2 separate regions of the Mus musculus genome follow, and region 1 is linked to region 2. A link is a loop called in an ENCODE intact Hi-C map of the cell type or tissue named here. Cell type or tissue: left cerebral cortex. All regions are shown on one strand. Each heading gives the region's core, and the rest is flanking DNA. Links, peaks and the distances in the headings are about the cores only.

Region 1 (5,383 bases), core at 278-5,277, 51 kb before region 2:
CTCACCTTGCGTGGCCAAGGCCCAGGGTTCACTAGCTAGGGATAGTTCGTGTGCGTCTCCACTCTTCTCCCCCTTGTTCTGTTGCTCCTATGGCTCTTTAAGTCTGCCAACATGACACAAGTTCTGCCAGGTGCTCTCTGCTTCTGACTGCAATCAGCGTGGTGCTCTGGACATTCGTCTCATCCAGTGCTTCTCGACCTCCCTAATGCTGCGGCCCTTTAATACAGTCCCTCATGTTGTGGTGACCCCAACCATAAAATTATGCCATTGCTACTCCATAGCTGTAATTGTGCTACTGTTATTAATTGTAATGTAAATTCTGATATGCAGAATGCCTGATACGTGACCTCTGTGGAGATGCAGAACCTCAGGTTGAGAATGGCTGCCTGGTTCCTCAGTGCTTCCCTGAGTCCCAGCTCTCCCTCCACAGACCGCAGGTCAGTCTCCCCACCCCTTCCTCTCTCTTCCCTCCTTCCTTATTCCCCTCCCTTCCCGCTGTCGTAGACTCCATAAAGAGATTTTAATGGCAAACCCAGGAGGATCTATTCTCCTCACTCAAGGGCACAAATGACCTGATGGAGTGATATTATTGTGGCTTAGGGCACACAGGGCCCCCCCATGCAGATGGTCCATCTATTCTACCCCTCGCATGTCAAGGGGAGGGGCTAAATGCCAGGAAGAGTAGGTAGGATTCTTCCTTGTGACCCTCCAAACCACACCAACCCTTGTGCTGAACTGTTTTTTATTGGTTTGATTGGTTTGGTTTTTAAGGAAAGGTCTCACTCTGAACTCTGGCTGTGATCAGTGGTAAGGTGTACAGAATTACACTCCTGCCCCAGTGTGAACCTCCCCACAGGGGGGTGGCCAGATTGATAGCAGATCCAGGTGCTGGGAGAATGGCTTGACCACAGTTATCACCAAAGCTACAGGAAGTCCATCAAGGCGTTCAGCTCCTGCTTTCCAGTATCTCTCACATCAGAGAGAGCGAAGGAACATCTGTGGCAGGCCAACATGATGTTTAGCAACATTTTTGGGGGGACAGAATTTGCATTAGTGGGAAGACAGGTTGGTGCTGCTCTGTGTTTTCACTTGGTAACAGCAATCCCAAGGCGATTAGCAATTCTGAGCTGTGTTGCGCTGTGTGGAGACCCAGCACAGGCAGCTGTTATGGCTTGCTTCAGAGACAGGGCTTGGAAATTTCTGGAAACTAAATCGCTATGAAAAGCTTGGATGTTTTTCAGCCCATGTTTAGACGTGAGGAAATGTGCACCAGAGGAAAGAGAAATGTCACCGTGCTACTGTGTTGGCCCTTCACCAGCACTGACTGAATGTGTGTGATGAGGCAGGCTGAGAAGAGTGGGCATGCGGCCTGCCCTTGCTGTCTAGAACAGGGTATTATCCACGCATCTGTCTGTTGATCTGTCTGTTGATGTGTCCATGAATCCATTCATCCAGGCATCCACCTGTCCATCTGCCTGTCCACTTGTCTGTCTACCCATCCACCCACCAACCCATGCATCTATGCATGCATCCACATGCCCATGTGCCTATTCATCCACCCATTTATTTGTCCATGCACTCATCCACCCATAAAGCTATTGGTGCATCCATCCATATGTTCATAAGTCCATGTATTCATGTATGAATATATCCATGCATCATCTATCCATTCATCCACCCATCCACCCATCCATCCACCCACCCATCCATCCATCCATCCACCCACCCATCCATCCATCCATCCATCCATCCATCCATCCATCCATCCACCCACCCACCCACCCATCTATCCATCCATCCATCCATCCATCCATCCATCCATCCATCCATCCATCCATCAACTCATCTACTCACCTATCTATCCATTTCACCAATTTAGTAATCCTTAAGTGGCCAGTACTCTGCCAGACAGTGCCAAACCTTGATACATCAACCATCAGAGGTCAACTCATCTAAAGGCATTCACAGGGTGATAGGGAAGACAAACAAACTTGGAACACATATCACAGGGAACAGGTGCTTTGCCACACTATGTGTTTTGGCAGCCAGTTATGCATTCGATCCACATGTGGCTCTCCCAAATCTCAAACAGCCTCCACTGCTCCATCTTGTAGAGCTAGTGTAAAGGCCTTTAGAATGCGGAATAACCATATAGGGGGCTCAAGAGATGATAGCCATATTCACACTATCATCACCATCATCAGCAGCAGCAGCAGCAGCAGCCACAGCAGCATCACCAAGCTAGGTTTACTCTTTTCCCTTTCACATGGATTCTCCTGTTAGGAAGCTGGTATTATAAGGAAACTGAGGCACGAATAGGGTTTAATTCTAGCCCTTTTAGGTTCCGAGATCTACACTACCATCTACCATCTACACTGGACTCAGTGTGCACTACATAGCCCAGGCCATTTCTACATTCACCACCCTCCCACATAGCCTCCCGAATGCTAAAACTATGGAAGAATGCCACCACGCACAACTTACATAGGCAGAAACTTCAGTAGGTTAAAGAAAAAAAATAAATGCAAGTGTTAGCCCCCAAAGTTATATTTGTTCCCCAACACCCAGAACCTGTGAATACTGCCTTACATGGCAGTCAGAACAAGTTTTACACTGCAGGGGAAATCCAATTCAAGGATTTTTGAGAGCAGTTTATCTTGGATTATCTGCGTGAGCCCCAAATGTTATCAGACACATCCTTGTAAGGGAGAGACTAAGGGCAAGTAACCCCCCAAAATGTAGCGTTGATGGCCCCGTGGAAATGGAGCAGGCAGCGGCGTGGCAGAGCATGCCAGTTCATTTTGTATTGCTGTAATACAACACGTGAGGTTGGATAACACCAGGCTCTGGAGATCCAAGGTCAAATGTGTAGTGATGAAATCTTTGCTGATAGATTCCAAAAGTAGAAGAGAGCATCACACTGCAAAAGATAGGGAGTGCACAAACATACCCAGGATCTTTAGATTATCTGCCGGTAAAGTTTCCAGTACTTAATTACAGAGCACCACCCAAATGTCTTTCTCACTCCTAATTCTTACACAAAGGAACCTCCTCGGAACACCCCTGAGTCAGCCTGAGTCTCCAGCCACTTAGCCCTTCACAGTGGGGAGGCTTGGCTCGGCTGCAGATCATGTGCTCTCTGCACTGGACCACATTTTGACATCACAGAGTATACTGATCTTGTTGGTCCTTGAATCCCAGTGAGCTGATGTCCCTGGCTCCTGGACACACTCAAGAATGGTCTCTTCCTTTTGCTAGTTGTCAAGGCCCTCCCACCTCTGGAGAGGGCCTGCCCGTATCCCAGGCATCTATACTGAATCCACACTTTGTGCCTCACCATGTTGAAATATGAAGATACTTGCACAGTTAGGGGGCGGGGTAAGTGAGGGTGACTCTCAGCCTTCTTGGTTTATATAAAAGTCTGTTCCACACTGGGGAACTGGCCCAGAATGACGAGTCCAGCCCTCCCCAGTGTGAAATGCTTTGTACATTTGGTACTGTGACTCTTCCAGAACTGTAAAGTAGAAGACACTAGAAGTACACAGGGCCTTGAGGAAAGATGTGCCTCGTGGAGAAGAGACAGCTTTAGTTTCCAACTGGGACTGAAGGTTTTCCTAGTCTCCAGGGCCAGGTCCTTTAGATGGGGATCCTGATGCCTTGACCTCAAGGCACCTTGGAAAAGAAATGGCCTGAAAGTGTCTCTGGAAGTCTAGCCCAACAGCACCAGTAATTGAGTCAGTTGGTGCCTGTCAGGCACCAAAACTGCAGATTTGATCTGGCCAGTGCTGCCAGTCCTGGTCAGGGTGACTGGAAGCTGGCTCTGGGATGCTTTGGGGGATGTCTGCACCAATGAAGCAAACAACCTCTGAGCATGGTGAGCTGTGCCAGCCACCAGACCAACATAGCTCCAGACTGGAGGGAGAGCATCGTGCAGGTTCCAGGAACTGTATATACCATACCTTGCTGGGGGTCTCTTCGATTGCTCCTTTTTGCTTCTATATTTGCATCTCAAAAGAAGGTGCTGAAAGCTGCCCACAGGGATGAAGGGTCCTATGTCTTTCAATTGATCCTGGAGAGGGGCAAGCTTGAGTGCATATCTCAACTGTCACATCTCTATGTGAGTGTAGCTTCTCGCCTCCCCAAGACTCAGTTTCCCAAGCTGCAAGATGTGCATCCTAAACTCTTCCCAGCAGCCCATGGTGGGTGGTGGGTGGCTTATGCTTGGTCTTTGCAGTCTCTAAGCTGGAGGTGTCACCTGACTTGGCAGCTGCTGTGGCCAAGGTCCCCTACTGCTCATTCCCTTGTTGGCTCAGCCCAAGATCCATTAGCACTTGTCTTGGCTCAGACACTGGGGGCCAGTGCTAGAAACCGGAATGATGTGGCTTTTACCCCATGAAGAGGGTATGTTCTTTGATGAGAACGTAGGTTCTAAGACAGATCAGAGCAGGAGAGAGATGGTTGTGCAGTTAAGAGTTTTTCTCTTCCATACCTGAGTTTTGAGTGCTGCTCCCAGCACACACATCTGGTGGCTCAAACTGCTAATAACTCCAGCTACAAGGGATCTGATGCTCTCTTCTGACCTCCTTGGGCATGATATACATATATGGCTCTTGTGCATGTGCAATTGCACACACACACACACATACACACAGACACACATCACACATACACACAGTCACACACATCACACATATAACTTGCTTACACATGCAGACACACACACAATGAAAATGAATCTAAATAAACAACAACAAGTAACTAGAGTTCATTTAGAACCCCGCTGTGGCTTTGGAATGACCTATAAAGAGAGTAAAACACAGACATTTTGAATGGCCTATAAAGAGAGTAAAACACAGACATTTCCATAACTAGATAGGATTCCTATAATGTGAGCCTAGTACTGATCCAAGAGGGACATATTATTCGTAAGGGCTCCTGTGGCACAGGTTTCTTGGGGTGCCACAGTCACATATGGGAGTCCCAGGAGTGGCCAGAGAACCTTTGTCCAGACATGACTGGAGTATACATCTGAGAGACTTCCTGGGGTGGGATTCACCTTCCTCAGGGCAGTGTAGGCTGACAGAGCACTGGAGGCAGGGTGCTATCTGAAGCATAGAGAGGTTGATCGCAAGGTCTCCAGAGCTGTGTGAGGAGGTCTGTCCTTGATCAGAAATGCACCCCCAAAGCACCATCTCACAGCCCTCAGTAGCCCAGGTCTGTCTCACACTGTGAAAGCCACCTCTCATCACTGACACCGACAGTCCCGTCCCCAGCAACGGGGAGCAGAAGGGCTGAATGCCTCCCACATTTCCCAAACCAAAGTCATTTTTAGAAATGTTTAAATCAAGGCACAGCACGCCTACAGTGATCTGTCACGTGAAGT
Region 2 (5,383 bases), core at 128-5,127:
AGGCTAGTCTCTTACAAATCTGTAGACTCATGGACCAAGATCAGGGTGTCTGGTCCAAATCTAGGGAGTGAAGCTGTTTTTTTGGACTCTCGGATGCTTTTTTTCCTCATAGAGCCTCCAGAACAGGGAGCTCTCCAGGATCCCTTTTCTAAGTCACTAATGCCACTATGAGAACTCCACCCCTATGACCTCATCACCTCCCCAAAGATCCACCCACTACAGCCATTGTGTCTGGCATTCAGATTTCACATATATATAAACACAGAGGAGACACTAATGTTTAGCATATAATAGTGACTATCTGGGGAATGCTAGAGGTGGGGACCTCCGTGGATGTCAAAGAGAGAGAGAGAGAGGAGCTTAGAGGAGGTCATCCAAACCTTGAGAATGAGAAGAGGAACTGGCTGTCTCATATCTGAAATCTGAAAGGCATGGGACCAGAAAAGTATTCCATAGTTCAGAACAGCTTGGGGGCTGAGAATATTTGTGTATTCCTAAAATGATATTATTCTGGTTAGATTTTTGTCAATGTGACACAAACTAATGTTATTTAGGCAGAGGGAACCTCACTTGAGAAAGAGCCTCTATCAGAGTGGCCTATAGGCAAATACATGAGGCACTGTCTTGGTCGATGATTGATGTAGAAGGGCCCTGGCCAGGGGGGGGTAATATAAGAAAGATAGCTGACCATGGGCCTAGAAAGGAAGTCAGTGAGCAGCATTTCTCCATGTCCTCTGCCTCAGTTTCTACCCCCAGGTTTCTGCCTTGAGTTCCTGCCTTGGTTTCCCTCAGTGATGGATTGAGATAGGGATGTATAAGCCATTTCCTCTCTAAGGTGCTTTTAGTCATGAGGTTTTGTCACAGCGATCTCTACCTTTCTACACAGAGACTGGAGGTAAGTTAATACAATATTTTAAAAATTATTTCGTGTAAGAAGCAAAGTTTAGTGGGATAGACTTTCCACCTGTGACATTATGGTGGCATTCAAGAGCTTCCGGCTTGAGGTCCTTCTTGACTTTCAGCTTAGGGCTGCCCAAGCTGTCTTAGAGGTATAGTTGCTATGCATACCTTGTCTTGGACTGGGTTTGGAGTATCAGAAAGTCGATATAAGCAAGTGGAAGATTCTCACCAAAGCTCTGTGTGGGATTCCCTATGCATAACCAGAGTGCTAAAATGTGCCAGCATAGCCTGGTGTAGGCATGTTAAAAATATATATTAGTCACTTTCTGACTGTGATAATAAAACACTGTGACCAAAGTAACTTATAGAAGGAAGGATTTACTTGGGGCTTACAGTAACAGAGGGATAGGAATCCATCAGCATCGTGCCAGGGATCACGGCAGTAGGCATGGCCCTGGCACAGCAGCTGAGAGCTTACATCCTGAGTCACCAACAGGAAGCAATGAGTTCTTCACTGGAAATGGTGAACAGCCTTTGAAACCTTAAGCCCTCCCCCAGCAACACATCTCCTTCAACAAGAACTGGGGACCCAGTGATATGATGGCGTTGCAGGTTTTAGGTCACTAGGATGTGTTCCTGATTGGGATATGAAACTCTTCCCGATTCTCAGCAATGACTTGAGTCTTCTTTGACATCCACCAAAAGTCCAGGAGCAACAGGCGCTTACCTTCATGAAATGATGCCAGAAGAATATCTTTCTTTCTGTCAGCTGCTCATCAGAGGCGTTTGTCATGGTGTAGGAAGGCAGTGGGACAGAGACTAGCAGGGAGCAGGGCTCCCTGATAAACACATGATCTGTAGTGGTGCTGGCAGCACTTTCTGGTGGGTGTGACAACTGGAAGTGAGCCCTGGTGGACCAGAAAGCTGGACTCCTGAACCCTGAGGTATGGGGTAGGGGTAGGGGTGGGGCAGGGTGGGGATTAAAGCCTCAGAGTTAACAGAGAAAATAGAACACCCCAAGTCAACTCCATAATAAACAAGACAGGGTGTCCCTTTGGATTTGGGGGAATCTCCCCAAGAGCGGGGCCAAGCCTAGTACTGAGCCATGACGATGTGGAATATACGAAGCTGCATAGGCTCCTGGAGATGTCCTTACTGAACCCAAGGACCAGAGTTGCCTGCAAAGCTGTTTGCTGCCCGAGGAAGACAGTGACTCAGCCCCAGATGCTGTGAATCTCATGGGGCATAAGAGACCACTTGCCTCCCACATTCTTGAACCCTCCGCTGGGCTGGTGGCGTCAAGCAGGAGAAATGACAGTGCTGGTGAGGAATGGAATTGCGGGCGGCTGTGCGATGCTATAAATATTTGGTTTGAAACAGCAGAGACATTCAAGATAAAAGTTAAATAGAAATAAAAGCAGTCAGATGTTTATTACATGTTGCCATAAAATTCAAGAGCAGCCTAAAAAGGCAAATCGGGATTTGTTTAACAAATAGGAGAGGAGTACAGAAGAGATTGAGGCTGGCAGTCACTCAGGGGCTCTGCTCTCATTCGCAGGTGATTTGAACTCCTGAGGGGACAGTTTGTCCTGGACATAGACGGTGTCCTTAGGTGGCTGAGGACACAGAGGACTGCCTCAGGTCTTGGGCTTTCAGAAGACATGCAAGTCACCTGACCTCATGATTTATTTGTCTGTTGGAGGGAGACAAAATGTGAAGGAGATCAGGTGAGACCTTCTCCAGGGGTTGGTCTTACAGACTTCATGGACCCCAAGAGCACAGATGTCTTGGGGTACCACATGACAAGAGCTATCCAAGCTAGTACAGCTATAAGATTCATGGTGCTCTTTAAATTTTAATTTGTGTGTGTGTGTGTGTGTGTGTGTGTGTGTGCGCGCCCCCATGTGTGTGCACGTGCATGTCGAAGCCAGAGAAACAGAGCGTTGCTCCTCAGCCATCTGCCTTCTGTTGAGATAGAGAGCCTTCCCTGGCCTGGAACTTGAGTCATGGTTTTACCAACTTTCCTAGGTTGGTTTTGAACTCATTCTGTAGCTCAGGCAGGCCTAGAACCTTAGATCCTCCTGTTTTCACCAGCACTGGGACTACAGGCCTGTGCCACCCAGCTCAACACCAACAACACGTTCTTTTCACCTCACCCTCACCACAGCACCCTACTCATGATTCACAGAAAGAATCACAGCAGGATACATCTGGAAGAGACCCAGGGACGAGTAGCTAACGTTTGCTATAAAGAACCACTTGTGATTCATTCTGTCTGAGTCACAGCTCCTCCGCTTTTGTATCATGAAAGGAACTATACACAACCCTGAATGTGTGGGACTATGTTCTAATAAAATGTTATTTATAAAAAACAAGTCACGGTACAGGTTTAGTCTGTAGGCATTAACTGGCCCGCTTCTAATTCATCATCGTTTTATAGTGAGAGGGACAGAAGACCTGAGAGACAAAGGAACCTTTGAAAGACTCAGCCAATAAGTGGTGGGCCCTGGAGGAACACCATTGGGCTACTGGGAGCTGGTTGAACATAGTGCTTCACATCTGGGGCAGGTGGTCCAACAAGAGACCACCATGCAGCCTCAGTAACAGAGTGCGCCTGGCTTGATATCACACTAAAGGCTACAAGAGAAATGAGTGCGTCTGTCAAATCCCAAACCAAAACTGGAAGCGGATGTTTTCAAATCTAATATAATTTTATGGCATAAGTAGGCAAAATGACATACAGAGGACACCACTAGCTCTTATACTATGAGCAGCACAATGAGAGGGTTTGGGAAGACTCCTATCTGAAGCCAAGTGAATGCAAAGAAATGAAGCAGCCCTGATGTAGGCCCACAGGGAGGTGGGCTCATCTCCTAGAATCTGGTTTCTGATTCTCAGCAGCATTTGGAGACATTGTTTTGAAAGGGGCTACATGTGAAGAGATATAGTGGTTTGTTGAATGGTGGCAGCCAAAAGGAGCCATCCATTTCCCAGAAGCTGTAAGTGTGACCTTGTCTGCTAAAAGGGTCTTTGGAGATGTGATTACAGATCTCAAGAGGAGAGCATCCAGAATATCCAGATAGGTCCAAAAATCCAACAAGAACAATCCAGTGGCTGAGGATAGGGCACAGTGAGTGAAGTGCTTACTGCATATGCTCAAGGATGCAAGTTTCATCCCCAGCACCCACATAAACAAGCAAGCGAGCAAGCAAGCAAGCAAGCAAGCAAACCAGGCGTGGAGGCACACTTCTAATCCAAAAACTGGGAAGGCAGAGGCAGGCCAATTTCCAGGGTTCTTTGACTAGCTAGTCTAGTGCAATTGGTGAGTCCCTGGTACCAATGAGAAACCCTGTCTCAAAAGACAAGGTGGTTATTTTGATGAATACTTAAGGTTGACCTCTGACCTACATATCTCACATATACACATGCATGTGCATGTTCACATTCATACTCCTGCATACACAAGAACATGCATGCACACACAGGAAAATAATGTATGGTTGGTGTCATATGTTGAGCCAATATTATATATTCACACACTCTGTGTGTGTGTGTGTGTGTGTGTGTGTGTGTGTGTGTGTGTGTTAAAGAGAGACAGAGAGAGAGGGATAGAGAGAGAGGGACACACACACAGAGAGAGAGAGAGAGAGAGAGAGAGAGAGAGAGAGAGAGAGAGAGAGAGAGAGAGAGAAGCAGAAGGGGGAATATTTTGAGCAAGGCCAAGGACAGTTGACTGGGCTGAAGATGGTCATTGTACATGATAGAATTGAATGCAGATGTCATTTATGAAACCAATTACTTTGTTCAATGAATATAATCAGAGAGAAGAAGAGGAGGAAGATGGGTAAGATGGAAAAGCGGAAGGATGAAGAGAAGGCCCCGCGAAGATGGTTGCAGACTGGAGGAATGCAGCCACAAGCCAAGCTGCAGCTACCAGGAGCTGTAAAACATGGCAGGGATACTTCTTGGAGCCTTTTGAGGAAGCACAGCCCTGCTGACACCTGACCTCTGATCTCTAGCCTCCAGATCTTCTTCGAGGGAAGGGATTTCTATGTTTTACATAAGCAAGTCATCAGTCAAGTGTCAGAACAGCCACAGGAAATATGCTGAAAAGGAAAATGTGGCAAAGGAAGATGAGAGCCCGTGAGCACGAGCAAATGGGAGATGGCTTTATGAAACTGTTTAGTCGGAACAAGTTCCTGTCTGTAAAGCCAGGCTGACGCGTGGAGGAAATATTAAAGGTCTTTGTTAAAAACTATTATGTATTCAAGGGGACCATGTTTATTATCTCTCCTCAAAGAGGTGGAGGGCTGAGTACAATCCAGCTGTGTGTAGATTTTGCAAGTTCCCATCCTAGAAAGGACTCTTTAGAACAGCAGTTTTCAACCTTTAGGTCTTGACCCCTTTGGGCATCAAATGATGCTTTCATGGGGGTTGCCATGGAACCCCCATGGGAAAGCACAGAAAACATAGAATTACATTA

What was found. Peaks named below come from ENCODE experiments on the same cell type or tissue, not always from the same donor. Only the 100,000 strongest peaks of a DNase experiment are listed, where the experiment ranks them.
Region 1: a loop joins it to region 2, with 5 times the contacts of the local background. A loop is called at or near these places in 3 of 42 quality-filtered maps.

What each region holds. Positions count from the first base shown.
Region 1 is chr7:36,861,450-36,866,832 of GRCm38, forward strand. No RefSeq gene overlaps it. Among named protein-coding and RNA genes, the nearest start is that of Gm36656, 50 kb to the right of the region's middle. In left cerebral cortex, for the core only: no CTCF peak of the experiment used is centred there; DNase peaks (open chromatin) are centred at 1,243, 2,489 and 3,433; H3K27ac peaks cover 2,519 bases.
Region 2 is chr7:36,912,269-36,917,651 of GRCm38, forward strand. Gm36656 (a long non-coding RNA gene) reads left to right here and starts at 1,894. Exons shown (of 3, transcript XR_391270.2): 1 at 1,894-2,223; 2 at 2,459-2,627; 3 at 4,722-5,132. In left cerebral cortex, for the core only: a CTCF peak has its summit at 2,269; DNase peaks (open chromatin) are centred at 1,243, 2,199 and 3,113; H3K27ac peaks cover 756 bases.